Regions from separate parts of the Homo sapiens genome. Here region 1 is linked to region 2. The links are chromatin loops, found by intact Hi-C in ENCODE. Cell type or tissue: mucosa of descending colon. All regions are shown on one strand. Each heading gives the region's core, and the rest is flanking DNA. Links, peaks and the distances in the headings are about the cores only.

Region 1 (4,401 bases), core at 201-4,200, 100 kb after region 2:
CAAACTGGGATGTCTTGGGAGGACTGCTATCCTGGATTTGCACCTGGGAGCAGCCCTAGGGATGGCTGGCAGGGACCAGCGATCTTGTCATCATGGACCCCACAGTGAAGCCTGGCAGCCCGCTTGAGCTCTTCACACTCAGAAAGGTCTTGTCACCTATGATAGCTTTCTATGGCCCTTTTTCCCTTCATGATCCCAACTCAAAGACCAAAGAATGAACGCAGATATGGTATACACATGGTCTGTAAACAGCCAAAGAACACAAAATTCATTGAAACAAGAACATAAAGGGAAACAAAAGTTCATCCTAACAGAATGAACTTGATGAATTTATAATGACTGGGATTTATATTCTTTTGAGAGGAAACCATTAATGATCAGAGATGGACCCTGATGTACTGTGACTGGAAACTGATAACTGGTTAAAGATCATGACAAGCAGGCAGGCGCGGTGGCTTACGCCTGTAATTCCGGCACTTTGGGAGGCCAAGGCGGTCAGATTACCTGAGGTCAGGAGTTCAAGACCAGCCTGGCCAACATGGTGAAACTCTGTCTCTACTAAAAATACAAAAATTAGCCGGGTGTGGTGACACACGCCTGTAAACTCAGCAACTTAGGAGGCTGAGGCAGGAGAGTTGCTTGAGCCCGGGAGACAGAGGTTGCAGGGAGCTGAGATCATGCCACTACACTCCAACCTGGCCGACAGAGCGAGACTCTGTCTCAAAAAGAAAAGAAAAGAAAAAAAGACCATGACAAGGAAAGGGGTGGGGAAAGAGGATAATTTTAGTGAACCCAAATCAGAAATGCCAACGGGTGTTTTCTGTACATGTATCAGATTAGGAGAGTCAAAGGTGGCAGCTGTCTTGGAGGTTGAAAAGCAATCTTTCTTGAGAAGCCTAGCCACAGCATTGGACTTTGAATGGTGAGGCATGAATATTTCCTACAATTACCTATATATATATATTTTTACAAAATGGAAGTATTCTTAATTGCAAAATTTAAAAATGTTACAAAATAAAGTTAAGGTATACATCATTGCATTTCACCTCCTAGTAATAACCATGTTGAGCAGATAATGTTGGTGTCCCACTATATCCCCCTGGCTCCCCACTCCAGTCACCTGTAAACAGGTCTGCTCCCTCACTGAGCTACCTGGGATACTCTCTCAAAATGCCTACACCCAGATCCTTGCCTCGGGGTGTGCTACTTTCATAACCACCTCCTAAATGTACCGTGTCTGCACCTAGGACCCAGGGAGGGGTCACAGTTTGGGGTGCTCATCTCCTTCTGCCTCATTCTTTTCTCTCCTACCTGAGCCTCTCTGATCACGGTGTTCCATTTGCTGCTCAGCTCTCTGGTCCTGACCCCATCTCTCTTCCCAAGTCCACATTCCCACCCAATACACTCTCTCTTGTTCACTTCCATAATATAAATACATGGTTAGAGGTACACCCTAATCTGCAATTTAATATTAATTCAATCATCATTGGCTCAGGTGCCTACTGTGTGCCAAGCACAGGGCAGCCTGGGATAAATGAGTCAGGAGACAGAGACAGAGGGATGTAAAATAGTCACAATAGAATATGCCAAGTGCTATTATGCAGATAGAGGAAGAAAGTTGGTTTTGGAGTTTAGAACTCAGAATGTTTTTTGCAGTAGAAGCAATATAATGTGTGAAGGTTACCAGGCAGGTGTAGTAGGCTGAATAATGGTCCCCTAAAAATGTCTGTGTCCTAATCTTCAGAACCTGTGAATAGACTTTACATGGTAAAAGGGACTTCGGACTGGGCGTGGTGGCTCACGCCTGTAATTCCAGCACTTTGGGAAGCAGAGGTGGGCGGGTAACTTGAAGTCAGAAGTTTGAGACCAGCCTGGCCAACATGGTGAAATCCCATCTCTACTAAAATACAAAAATTAGCCAGGCGTGGTGGTGCGCACTTGTAATCCCAGCTACTCGGAAGGCTGAGGCAGGAGAATGGCTTGAACCCAGGAGGTGGAGGTTGCAGTGAGCCGAGATCGTGCCACTGCACTCCAGCCTGGGTGACAAAGCGAGACTACATCTCAAAAAAATAAAATAAAATAAAATAAAATAAAAATAAAAAGGGACTTTGCAGGTGCAATTAAGGATCATGAGATGGGGACAGTCTCCTGGATTATCTGGGTGGGCTCAGTGTAATCACAGGGGCCCTCATGAGAGGGAGGCAGAAATGTCAGAGTCAGAGAGGGATAGAGAGAGATCTGAAGATGCAACACTGCTAGTTTTGAAGATCGAAGAAGGAGCCATAAGCCAAGGAATAAAGGCATCCTCTAAAATCTGGAAAAGACAAGGAAACAGATTCTCCCTTGGAGCCTCCAGAAAGAACTAGCCATGGCTTCATGTTGACTTTAGTTCAGTGCGACTGATTTGGGACTTCTGGCCTCCAGAACTGTAAGAGAGTAAGTCTGTACTGTTTCAAGTCGCTATATTTGGGTAATCTGTTACAGCAGCAATAGAGAACTAATACAGCAGATTAATAAAAAACCTAAAGTAGCTGGTAACTAGGGCTACCAGATAAAATACAGCACACCCACTTAAATTTGAATTCAGATAATGAATAGTTTTAAAATAATTTCTTTAGTATAAGTATATCCCATCTAATATTGCTATCCTTGTTTAACTGATTTCAATTTCTTATTTTTTTAGAGATGAGTGGGGAGGAGGTCTCACTATGTTGCCCCAGTTCAAGCAATCCCCCCACCTCAGCCTCCCAAGTAGCTGGGACTACAGGGTGTGTCACTATGCCTGACTCTGAACTTCAAATTTAACAGAGTATCCTGTATTACTGTTTGCTAAGCCTGGCAACTCTACCATAGGTGACTTGAGCAGTGGTCCCATCAAGGGTAGGCGTGAGTCTCTAGGCCTCCTGAGACCCTCCCTCAGGTTCCCAGTGTCTTGGAAAACTAAGCCTCTCTGATCTCTACTACCTGAGGTATCCCTGCCCCTTTTTTCTCTTTTTTTTGAGATGGAGTTTCACTCAGTCATCAGGTTGGAGTGCAGTGGTGCGATCTCAGCTCACTGCAACCTCTGCCTCCCGGGTTCAAGTGATTCTCCTGCCTCAGCCTCCTGAGTAGCTGGGACTACAGGTGCACACCACCACACCCAGCTAATTTTCGTATTTTTAGTGGAGATGGGGTTTCACCATGTTGGTCAGGATGGTCTCGATCTCTTGACTTCGTGATCCGCCCGCCTTGGCCTCCCAGAGTGCTGGGATTACAGGCGTGAGCCACTGCGCCTGGCCGCATCCCTGCCCTTTAAAGTCCAGTCACAGTGTGGCCTTGAAGGTGAAGGAGAGGGGATCTGGACAGTGAGGCAGGCCCCCTGGGGGTGCAGCTGTGGCTAATAGGGGTCTATTCTGGGTCAGTCTGGGGCACAGGCCTGTATGATGAGGCTCTGCAGAGCACTGTAATGAGATTGGCGTATTGGCCAAATACATAATACATCGTGGGGAAGCCAGCAACACTCTCAGGAGAAGTTGCCATAATCATTTTAGTGATTCCAGAAATGCAAATTAAAACAACAATAAAATATGACTTTTTTGCTTATCAGATTAGCTAAAATTTAAAAGATAATAATGGCAGCTGACTTTGTGAGGTGAGTACTACATCCTGGGCACTGTGGTAACATCTTTGAGATGTGGATCCTTCTATGTCCTACTCACAGCAACTTTTGCTGTAGGTTCTGGCCTCCTCATTACTGACTGGGAAATAAGGCTTAGGCTAAGCTGATGGCATAGACACGGGGATGGTACTGGGGACTGGGACTCCTCACTGCAGCCTACAGCCTGCCCACATAGCCTAAGGGGGGCTGGGAAAATGGCTGTAGCCTTTTTGGAGGATAACTTGACAGTATCTAATAAAATTCAAAATTTAAATGCATATCTTTACCAACCCAGCAATCTCACTTCTAGTATGAGAATGTAAAGGCATATGTGCAAAGGCATATGTATACACACACACACACACACACACATTTTTTTAGAGATAGTGTCTCAGTTGGTTGTCCAGGCTGGAGTTCAGTGGTGCTATCATAGCTCACTGCATCCTTGAACTCCTGAGCTCAAGCAGTTCTCCTGTCTCAGCCTCCTCAGTAGCTAGGATTACAGGTGCTCACCATGCCCAGCTAACTTAAAACAAATCTGTAGAGATGAAGTCTCACTATGTTGCCCAGGCTGATCTCAAACTCCTGGTCTCAAGCGATCCCCCTGCCTTAGCCTCCCAAAGCACTGCGATTACAGGCATGAGCCACCATGCCTGGCCCAAAGGTATTTATTATAACACTGGTTATAGTGATGGAGTGGAAAACAATTGTTGATAAGTAGGAACCTGTTTAAAATAAATTATGTCACATACAAATGGGATATA
Region 2 (4,401 bases), core at 182-4,181:
GTGAAAGGTGACGTGAGTTGAGTGAGAAGAGTGTTCTGGGTAGAGGGAGCAGCTAATGCAAAGATGCCACTGAGATGGCAATGGGCTGGGCTTGTCTACAGGACAGAAGGAAGGCCCATGTGGGCTATAGTTTTGTCCAAGGGTAGATGAGGTTGGAGGGCAATGGGACCTATCAGGCAGGGCCTGTGTGCCATGGGAAGGAGTTTGGATTTTCTTCCAAATGTGACAGGGAGGTCTTTGGAAGGTTTTAAGCAGATGAAAGCTATGATATGTGTTTTAAAAACACCACTGGGTAGAGAATGAAGGGAGGGTCAACAGCAGATGTGGAGAGACCTGGCAGCTGAGAGCATATGGACCTTGATCTTAGGGAATAGCAGTGGAGACGGTGAGACGTGACTGGATTCAGGTGAATTATGTGGGTGTTATTATGTCATTAATGACAGCTCACCTACCAGGACTAGGAGAGTGTATGAGATATTTATTGTGTGAAGCTGTGCTAGGGCCCACAGGCACTGGGGACCCTCTCGCTTGACTACTTTGGCTCACACACAGTAAGCCTGAATCCAGTTCTTTTTCTACAGGATCTGCTTCCCATTTGGGGATATTGTGGGGAGCAGACTCTGGAAGAGGGATCTCCAGCATGTTGGTGGGAGAAGGATCATAGATGTCTTTCCTTACTTTACAACTGAGTTTAGTCCTCATTGAGAGGACTGTCTCACCTGTTAAAGATAATAGTGAGCACATTCACAATCTCCCTTGATAAACAGTTCTAGTAATGAATTAATCTTAGAATGGTGATGTTCTTAATGTTTTATCTGATTATTAAGATAAACTAGATTTTTCAGGCAGTTTGCCTTCTAGTAACATCTGAGTATTATTCTGACACTTCCAAGGAGATTAATGTTCTGTTTCTCATTTTAACATATAGACAAGTTGTTTTTTAAAATGACTAAGCATTTGCCGGGCACGGTGGCTCATGCCTGTAATCCCAGCACTTTGGGAGGCCGAGGCGGGTGGATCACGAGGTCAGGAGATCGAGACCATCCTGGCTAACACGGTGAGACCCCGTCTCTGCTAAAAATACAAAAACAAAATTAGCTAGGCATGGTGGCGGGCGCCTGTAGTCCGAGCTACTCGGGAGGCTGAGGTGGGAGAATGGCGTGAACCCAGGAGGCAGAGCTTGCGGTGAGCCGAGATAACACTACTGCACTCCAGCCTGGGTGACAGAGTGAGACTCCGTCTTAAAAAAAAAAAAATGCTCTTTGCTGGCAGCATTTGAGAAGTTGTGACTTCTGAAAGGTCAGACATAAAGTAGTGTCCCCTTTTGTTTTTTGGTCCCTTTTGCCTATAGACTTTGTCCCCTTAGTCAATCTCAGCTTAAGTGTTCTTGTTTGAGTTTTAAATCTCTTTAGCAGGCAAAGTCTTGCTATAATTTTGATCTGCTCTTTAGAAATTTTTTTCTAAAAGTTGCTTCATGTTGGAATTTTGATCTTTAATTGGTATTGCTTTGTGTTGTGGTGGTGAGAATTTGAGATTTTTAAAATGTTAAAATTTCTTGTGTTATTTTAATCCTCAATTAAAAAAATTAAATGATCAAAATGAAACACCAGGTGATGGAAATTTAAATTTCAATTATATTATTTCGATTGCCTTTCAGTTCAATACTGCATAAATCCAATAGGTTTTAAGTACTTTAAAAATAAAAAGCAGTATTTGAAACTGAAGATGAAAGTCTTAGTGCTTTTACTGTGCAGATAAGGTGGATATTTTCAGAAGTCAGTAATTACTAGATCTCTGATAGGATTGTACATAACCCAGAACCTCAGTTAAATTCTGTTCTTTCACAGTAGACTGTTTCTTTTAATGTGTACAGGCTGCTGCCAATTTTAGAATTCAGTGGAAACTTTCTTTTGTCAATGCCCTTTCTGTAACCAGAGTGCTTCTTTTTTCCCTACCTTTTGGTAAGCAAGTTATTTTCAACATTATTCTTTTTATATTTGTAAAATTAGAACTTTCTTCATCGGAAAAAAAGTGTTAAAATGTGAAAAGTTAACTTGCCCTATCTCTTCAATCCCACCACCCAGTTTCTGGGTATTCTTCGAGAAACTTTCCATGCACATATGAACATATATACACATGTGCGTGTACACACACACACAAACACATACATGCAAGTGTATACAATTACATATATATACACACATACAGATTTTCTCTTTTATTATTTATTTATTTATTTTTTCTTCAGACGGAGTCTCGCTCTGTTGCCAGGCTGGAGTGCAGTGGCACGATCTCGGCTCACTGCAATCTCCGCCTCCCTGGTTCAAGCAATTCTCCTGCCTCAGCCCCCCGAGTAGCTGGGACTACAGGTGTGCACCACCATGTCCAGCTAATTTTTGTATTTTTAATAGAGATGGAGTTTCACCATGTTGGCCAGGCTGGTCTCGAACTCCTGACCTCAGGTGATCCACCCTCCTCGGCCTCCCAAAATGCTAGGATTACAGGTGTGAGCCACAGCACCCGGTCAGATTTTCTCTTTTAAATACATAATTGGGATTGTTCTATGATCTTGTTCAGCAATTGGCCTTTTTTACTTAATGATACATTTTGAAACTCTTTTCATGCCAGGAGCAGGGGCTTAGGCCTGTAGTCCTAGCACTTTAGGAGGCCTGAGGCGAGAGGATCGCTTGAGCTCAGGAGTTCGAGACCAGCCTGGGCAACATGGCGAAATCCCGTCTCTACAAAATTTAGCCGGGTGTGGTGACGTGCTCCTGTAATCCCAGGTACTCAGGAGTCTGAGGTAGGAGGATCACTTGAACCTAGAAGTTAGAGGCTGCAATGAGCCGTGATTGTGGCACTGCACTCCAGCTTGGGTGACAGAGCAAGACCCTGTCTCGAAAAGAAAGAAAGAAAAGAAACTCTTTTCATATTAGTTCTTATAAATCTCCCCCATTCTTTAAATATTTGTATAGCATTCCACTGCATGGATGTGCCATAATTCATTTAATAAATGTCTCATCTGATGATAATAGTAATGATTGTAACAGTTAATATTTATTGAATACTGACATGTGTTTTGTCGTCTAAGTCTCATTACAGTCCTATGAAGTAGTGCTGTTACCCAGTTTTATGCCTGAGATTTAGGTACTTTATCCAATATGTCCAGACTCACACAGTGGGTCAGTGGCGCCCTGGGCTCTGATTCCCATGCTCCCACTCTACTCTGCTGAGAAATGCTTAGTTTGATACTAGTTTTTCAAAAGTGCAAACAGTGGCACAGAACACGATCATTTCCACATATCCTTGCAAATTGGTGTGAGTATATATTTAGGCTAAATTCCAAAGTGGAAAATAGCTGAGTTAAAAGGATTGTGCTTTAAACATTTTTTGATAGATACTGCTAAATTTCCGTCTAAAATATGCAAGTCAGAACTATTCTTTATTGATGATAACCATCATCATATGCAGTTAGTAATGAATAGGATCCTATATTAATAACACATTTAATAGCACATTTAATAGCAAACATCTGGAAACAACGTAATTAAAAAAATAGAACAGCTGTTTTTTTATTTTTATTTTTTTGAGACAGGGTCTTGATCTGTCACCCAGGCTGGATTGCAGTGGTACAGTCTCCTTTCACTGCAACCTCTGCCTCCCTGGCTCTGGCGATCCTCCCACTGTAGCCTCCCAAGTAGCTGGGACTACAGGCACACACCACCGTGCCTGGCTAATTTTTATATTTTTTGTAGAGATGGGATCTTGCTATATTGTCCGGGCTGGTCTTGAACTCCTGGACTTGAGTGATCCATGTATCTCGGTCTCCCAAAGTGTTGGGATTATAGGCATGAGCCACTGTGCCTGGCCTAGAATAGCTTTATTGAGATATAATTCACATACCATAAAATGCAGTGGTTTTTGGGATATTTACAAGATTGTGCAACCGTCACCATCTAGAGTGTTTTTGTTTTTGTTTTGAGGTGGAGTCTTGCTCTGTTTGCCAGGCTGGAGTGCAGTGGTGCAATCTCAGCTCACTGCAACCTCAGCCTCCCGGGTTCAAGCGATTCTTGTGCCTCAGCCCCCTGAGTAGCTGGGATTACAGGGGTGTGCCACCATGCCCAGGCCCGGCTAATTTTTGTATTTTTAGTAGAGACGGAGTTTCACCGTGTTGGCTAGGCTGGTCTTGAACTCCTGACCTTGTGATCCACCCACCTTGGCCTCCCAAAGTGCTGGGATTACAGGTGTGAGCCACTGCGTCTGGCCTACTGCCTGGCTAATTTTTAAATTTTTTGTAGAGACAGAGTCTCTCTGTGTTTCCATTCTGGTCTTGAACTTCTGGCCTCAAGCAATTCTCCTGCCTTGGCCTCCCAAAGTGTTGGGATTATAGGCATGAGCCACTAT

The links. A loop is a pair of places that touch in the nucleus more often than their neighbours do. Peaks named below come from ENCODE experiments on the same cell type or tissue, not always from the same donor. Only the 100,000 strongest peaks of a DNase experiment are listed, where the experiment ranks them.
Region 1: a loop joins it to region 2, with 2.4 times the contacts of the local background. A loop is called at or near these places in 2 of 110 quality-filtered maps.

The regions. Positions count from the first base shown.
Region 1 is chr2:42,377,604-42,382,004 of GRCh38, reverse strand. No RefSeq gene overlaps it. Among named protein-coding and RNA genes, the nearest start is that of COX7A2L, 19 kb to the right of the region's middle. In mucosa of descending colon, for the core only: no CTCF peak of the experiment used is centred there; a DNase peak (open chromatin) is centred at 1,799.
Region 2 is chr2:42,482,305-42,486,705 of GRCh38, reverse strand. All of the region lies in intron 1 of KCNG3 (potassium voltage-gated channel modifier subfamily G member 3), which reads left to right. Among named protein-coding and RNA genes, the nearest start is that of KCNG3, 9.5 kb to the left of the region's middle. In mucosa of descending colon, for the core only: no CTCF peak of the experiment used is centred there; no DNase peak of the experiment used is centred there.